Regions from separate parts of the Homo sapiens genome. Here region 2 is linked to region 1. Evidence: read pairs that join two places in POLR2A ChIA-PET (ENCODE). Cell type or tissue: K562. All regions are shown on one strand. Links, peaks and the distances in the headings refer to the core of each region. The heading gives the core; the rest is flanking DNA.

What was found. ChIA-PET counts read pairs that join two places held together with the same protein. Peaks named below come from ENCODE experiments on the same cell type or tissue, not always from the same donor. Only the 100,000 strongest peaks of a DNase experiment are listed, where the experiment ranks them.
Region 2: POLR2A ChIA-PET joins it to region 1 with 5 read pairs; 1 of 35 experiments calls an interaction of 5 or more read pairs at or near these places.

The regions. Positions count from the first base shown.
Region 1 is chr16:27,105,877-27,108,786 of GRCh38, forward strand. No RefSeq gene overlaps it. Among named protein-coding and RNA genes, the nearest start is that of C16orf82, 40 kb to the left of the region's middle. In K562, for the core only: no CTCF peak of the experiment used is centred there; a DNase peak (open chromatin) is centred at 1,445.
Region 2 is chr16:27,031,514-27,034,423 of GRCh38, forward strand. No RefSeq gene overlaps it. Among named protein-coding and RNA genes, the nearest start is that of C16orf82, 34 kb to the right of the region's middle. In K562, for the core only: no CTCF peak of the experiment used is centred there; no DNase peak of the experiment used is centred there; H3K4me3 peaks cover 145 bases.

The DNA.
Region 1 (2,910 bases), core at 90-2,589:
CTGTAATCCCAGAGCTTTGGGAGGCTGAAGCAGGAGGATCACTTAAGGCCAGGAGCTTGAGACCAGGTTGGACAACATAGCAAGACTCTGTCTCTACAAACAAAATTTTATAAAGGAGCCAGCTGTGGTGGTGCAAACCTGTAATCCCAGCTACTTGGGAAGCTGAGGCAAGAGGATGACTTGAGTCCATGAGTTCGAGGCTGCAGCGAGCTATGATTGCGCCCCTGCATTCTGGCCTAGGAGACACAGCAAAGACCACATCTAAATAAATAAATAAATAAAATGTTTAATGCCTATTTTATTGGCTGTCATGAAGGAGAGCGCATGAGTTCATTCAACACACTTTGCACTGTGCCTGGCATATGATAAGTGCCCAGTGAATACTGGCTGTATTCCTAAAATCACGTAGAACACCTTCATTCCTTCCCACCTGGAAATGACTATCCAGGACCCCACTTCTTCCCTGAGGCATCTCTGCTCTCAGGTGACACAGCCCAGCTGCCCCATCTGCTTCTCATGGCTTCCAGACCACTCCCCATTCAGTCATTCCATTCTCTCTCCAGAAGAGACCCTTGTGAGAACGGACCACCCGCCTCTTGCATCTCTGTATCTGACCAGCGTGAGTTCTGATCCCAGCTCCTCCAAACATTTGCTGTGTGACCTTTGCCAAGTTTACAGCCTTCGCTGGGCCTCAGCTTCCTCCTCTTTAAAACAGTCTCAGCAGAGCTCCTCACCTCCAACGTGCCTGAGGCCAGGAGGGTGTGTGATGAACTGGAGGAAGCTCACACAGTCTAAAGGGAAGCCATGCCTCGCTTAGCCAACTGGTGCCAGTTTTATATTACCAGAGTTTTGGGGTTTTGAAAAGAAGGTAAAAATCCCCAATTTTATGTGAAATCTGCCAGTTTTTAAATATCGACAACTACTTCTTTTTTTTTTTTTTTTTGAGACGGAGTCTCACTGTGTTGCCCAGGCTGGAGTGCAGTGGCATGATCTTGGCTCACTACAACCTCCGCCTCCTGGGTTCAAGTGATTCTCCTGCCTCAGCCTCCCAAGTAGCTGAGATTACAGGCAGCCACCACCACACCTGGCTAATTTTTGTATTTTTAGTAGAGACGGGGTTTCACCATGTTAGCCAGGCTGGTCTCGAACCCCTGACCTCAGGTGATCCACTGCCTCTGTCTCCCAAAGTGCTGGGATTACAGGTGTGAGCCACAGAGCCCGGCCACGGCGGCCCATTTTTAATTCTAAGTGTCTTAGTATAGGTTTAAGCAGGTTACATGGAAATAAGGAGATAAAGCAGCAGAATGTACTGAGCCACCACCCCTCTCTCCTTCCTGCTTTCTACTTTCACTCGGCAGCCAGGCGCCTATGGGTTGGAGCCCCCCCTTAACTCCCCCTCCCCAGTAAAGAATTTAGTTTAGGCTAGCTTGCAACATAAATAATTGTACCCTTTCTTATCAGCCAAGTGCAGCCACTAGGGCCATAAGTCAAATGTTTAAAGAGTCCTGAGATAGTCGCAATGCATTATGGGCTGCAATAAAAGGCAGCAGAAAGACCCTAAAGAACATACTTGAAACCTTAATACAACCACCAATAGGTGACGTCCGGGAAGATTGTAACCCCATAGTACTCAGCCAATGAGGAACTGGGGGAGGGACTTGAGCGCTAGGGAGTAAATAGCTTGTTAAAACCGTTCTGGGTGTGCCTGCATGCCAGACACCAATCTTGCAAGACCACCATTAAAGTCTCACTTCTGCTGTTCTCCATGTCCCTGAGTCCATTCTTTGGGTTTGGATGGGTAAGAATGTTTCTTACAGTCTTGAACTCCTGATCGCAAGTGATCCAACCACCTTGACCTCCCAAAGTGTGGGGATTACAGGCTCGAGCCACTGCACCTGGTCTACTTCTTGGGAAAAAATAATAATTATCCGCATGCCAAACAAAATGTTATCAGTGGGGGAAGTCTGACCAGTTTACAAGCTCTGGGTACACCCAGGAGAGGAGTACCACACCCAGAAAGTAGACTCACCCTGAAGAGCCACTGGAGCTGGTCCTGGGGGGCCCAGGCAGGAGGGAAAAGGGGTATTTGCTGGTGACCATATCACTGGTTTTATCAAAAGCAAGTCCTAGCAGCAAAACATCAGTGCATCCGCCTCTATCAGTGCCTCCTCTGGGCCAGGCTTGGGACACTCAGAGAAGAATCAGATCTAAGCCCTGTCCCTGGGGCACCCCCACACACAGGAGAAGATGGGGGCAAAACAGGCAACTGCAAGGGATTATGTGGGGGTGCACAAGGGGCACACTGATTGCCTGGGAACTGTGGCCAGGGAAGGGGCATTGGCCCAGAGTGCTACAGAGGGGTGGCCTCCAGGCATCTGTATAACACATCAGGCAGGCAGGTGGGGGACGGCATGTGCAGAGGAAGGCCTGGGGTGTGAGTGTGCTTGGTGCATTGCGGCAGGAGCACCGCAGGGATCCTGGAGTCCCCAAGACTCCTAGAGGAGCGGGAGGAGGGGAGATGTGCCAGTGGGCAGAGGGTGCGGTCAAGTCCCACTGCCTCTGTTCACCCCCATACCCCCATTCACCTGGCACTAGTTGGCCTCTATCAAAAACAACGTGAGCATCATTTCTCCACCCTGGCTGCCCATTAAAATAAAAAGCAAACGCCAGGCGCAGTGGCTCAGGCCTGTAATCCCAGCACTTTGGGAGGCCAAGGCAGGCGGATCACTAGAGGTCAGGAGTTCGGGACCAGCCTGGCCAACACGGTGAAACCCCCATCTCTACAAAACTGCGAAAATTAGCTGGGGTGGTGGCAGGCAGCTACTCAGGAGGCTGAGGCAGGAGAATTAATTGCTTGAACCCGGGAGGTAGAGGTTGCTGTGAGCCAAGATGGAGCCACTGCCCTCCATC
Region 2 (2,910 bases), core at 123-2,622, 74 kb before region 1:
GAACTCCTGACCTCAGCTAATCCATCCACCTCGGCCTCTTAAAGTGCTGGGATTACAGGCGTGAGCTACCGCACCCGGCCTGAATATTTTCTTAACAACTCTAATGCACCCCAGTCCCCCGAGTGCTCCTCAATCCTTAGCTACTCTCTCCCACTCCTCAGGCTAGGCCCCTACCCCAGGAAGTCCCTTCCTGAAGCAGCCATTCACCTCCTGCTCAATGGTAATAAAAGTTAACACTTGTTAAGCATTTACCAGTTGTTAAGTGATTTAAATAAATTACTTCCTTTAATCCTCATAACAATTCTAGGACAATAGCTTTTCTCCATATTACAGATGAGGAAACTGAAATTCAGAGAGGCGACATGATTTACCCAAGATAACACACAGGTAGTATCAGAGCCAGGATTGGAACCCAGAAACGCGGACTCTAGGGTCTGGGATATTAACCAGTCACACTCTTCTGCTTCCCCTGATCTGATGCACAATTTTAGGACACAGGATTGGCTGTTACCAGTGGAGGGCCTTGACTGCGAGTGGTCCAGGTCCTTGGCGTTCTGAACAAAGAATTGTACAAAACGCACAAAGTAGCAGAGGAATGAAGTGCAGGAATGAAAAGCAGTGAAAGCAGGGATATACTAAAGCGAGAAAGCACTCCGCAGGGTGGGAGTGGGCCCCAGCGAGCGGCTCAAGGGTCCAGTTACAAAGTTTTCTGGATTTTTTTTTTTTTTTTTTGAGAAGGAGTCTCGCTCTGTCACCCAGGCTAGAGTGCAGTGGCAAGATCTCGGCTCACTGCAACCTCCACCTCCAGGGTTCAAGTGATTCTCCTGCCTCAGCCTCCCGAGCAGATGGGACTACAGGCATGTGCCACCATGCTCAGCTTCTTTTTTTTTTTTTTTTTTTTTTTTTTGTATTTTTAGTAGAGACATGGTTTTACCATGTTGGCCAGGCTGGTCTCAATCTCCTGACCTGATGATCCACCCGCCTCAGCCTCCCAAAGTGCTGGGATTACAGGTGTGAGCCACCGCGCCAGGCCGTTTTCTGGGTTTTAAGTACTCGGTGTGAGGTTCTTATCAGCTACCCCTTATCTGGATGAAGGATTTAGTCTGTGGCTAATTAAAGGCTGAAGTGAACTGACGTCCTAAGCAGATGAAAGGATGGTCCTTGCATGGCCTGTGGCCCAACCAAGTCACTCTCCCTTTCCATCTGAGACATGGCGGAAGGCGGAGGGCTGTAGAGAGCATAGCCTTTCGTCCTTTGTTACTTGGCAAAGGGAGATGGATGGAGTTTTCCCTTTTGGTTTAGCTTTAGAAAGTTGGCATTAATTGACCTCAGGTTCCCGGCCCCCGGACCCAGGTGTTTTCCTTTGGATCCAGCTTTGGGAAGTCAGCATGCATTGGCCTCAGATTCGCCACACCAGAAGACCTTGGTGTTTCCTCCTGCCTCACTACCTCCAAGGATCCAGGGTCCACAACATTCTACAGTGGGCATTTGGGAAGACGCATGGGTTTTATTTTGCTGGGTAAGCACAGGCAAATTGAAACTGCCTTTGCAAAATTAAGACTGAGACAGTGAAAGAGATTTAACTTAATCGACTCCAACTTGCTTCTAACCTCCAAGCTGTCCTTGTTCACTCCTGGGCGTAGGCCGAACTAACTTTGGGAGAAACTTAGCTTATAGTTCATAGTTTAAAACAAAGATGATAATAGTCCTTTCCCAAAGCAGATCTCTTTCTTGCCTGGGGGCTACACTGCCTCTGTAGGACTAACATTAGCCACAAGATTAGAAATTATGGTTTCGGAGTCATGCAGCTGGAGGCTATAAGATTCTGACCCTCCCTAAGCTGCCCCTAAGACCAGTGCTTGAGGTATTTTGCAGGCCCTGCACTTGATGGATCAGCCGGCACCACCCAGATAGATAAACTGGTTCATCTGATCTTGTGGCCCCCACCCAGGAACTGACTCAGCGCAAGAAGACAGCTCTGACTCCCAGTGATTTCATCGCTGACCAATCAGCACTCCCGGCTCACCGGCTTTCTCCCACCCACCAAGTTGTCCTTAAAAACTCTGCTCCCCGAATGCTCAGGGAGACAAAATTACTTCCCATCTCTGCTCCTGGGTTTCCTCATCTGCGAAATGGGGATATGAATATATGAATATACGAATGCTATTCCTTATACAAATGTTATGAAGATTCAAGGTAATGTATCCTACTACACAGCTGACACAGGGCAAGCGCTCAACAGTGAGTAACTTGTGTTCCTAAAAATAGTGGCCCACAGTGAGTATGCAAGAATGAGGCAAAGCTTCTTTCCAGGATCACCACGTGTGTCCACTGCACTTCACCCTCTCCACCGCACCACCTCTCCAAAAAAAAAATCACAGCTGATCCACAGCCAGACATGATTGTGTCAACAGTCAACAGTGCTCACTTTCTGAGCACCATAATCTGTTGTGTTGACAGAGAAACAGCCTGTAGAGGGTTTCAAGCCCATTTGGCAAATGCAATTAATTTCTTCAGCATTAAATTGTCTTTTCCTAATTGTCCATACAGATGCACAGGCAGAAGGAGAAAGGGACAGAATGACAAGACTATTAACGTCACATTGCCAGTGGTGAGCTGTTTTGGGGTGACACACGAAGCTGTCTAGTCACTGCAATGAAAACCAGATTTATGTCCACTATGGAGCCCCTCAGGCTGAGGAAATGTCCCAGGGACCCTCCCATGCATGGGTGTGTCTGAGGTGACACTGGGATGCAGCGACCTTACCTGCCAAGTGTTCTCTGAGCTTGGTGCTGCATTTGCAGGGAGATGTTGGATTCTAGGGCTGTGTCATGCTCCTACAAGCCTCGTGTTTTCACAGTGCAGGCACATTTCCAGGCCTGACATTTCTCCAGTGGAAGGAGTCTGGCT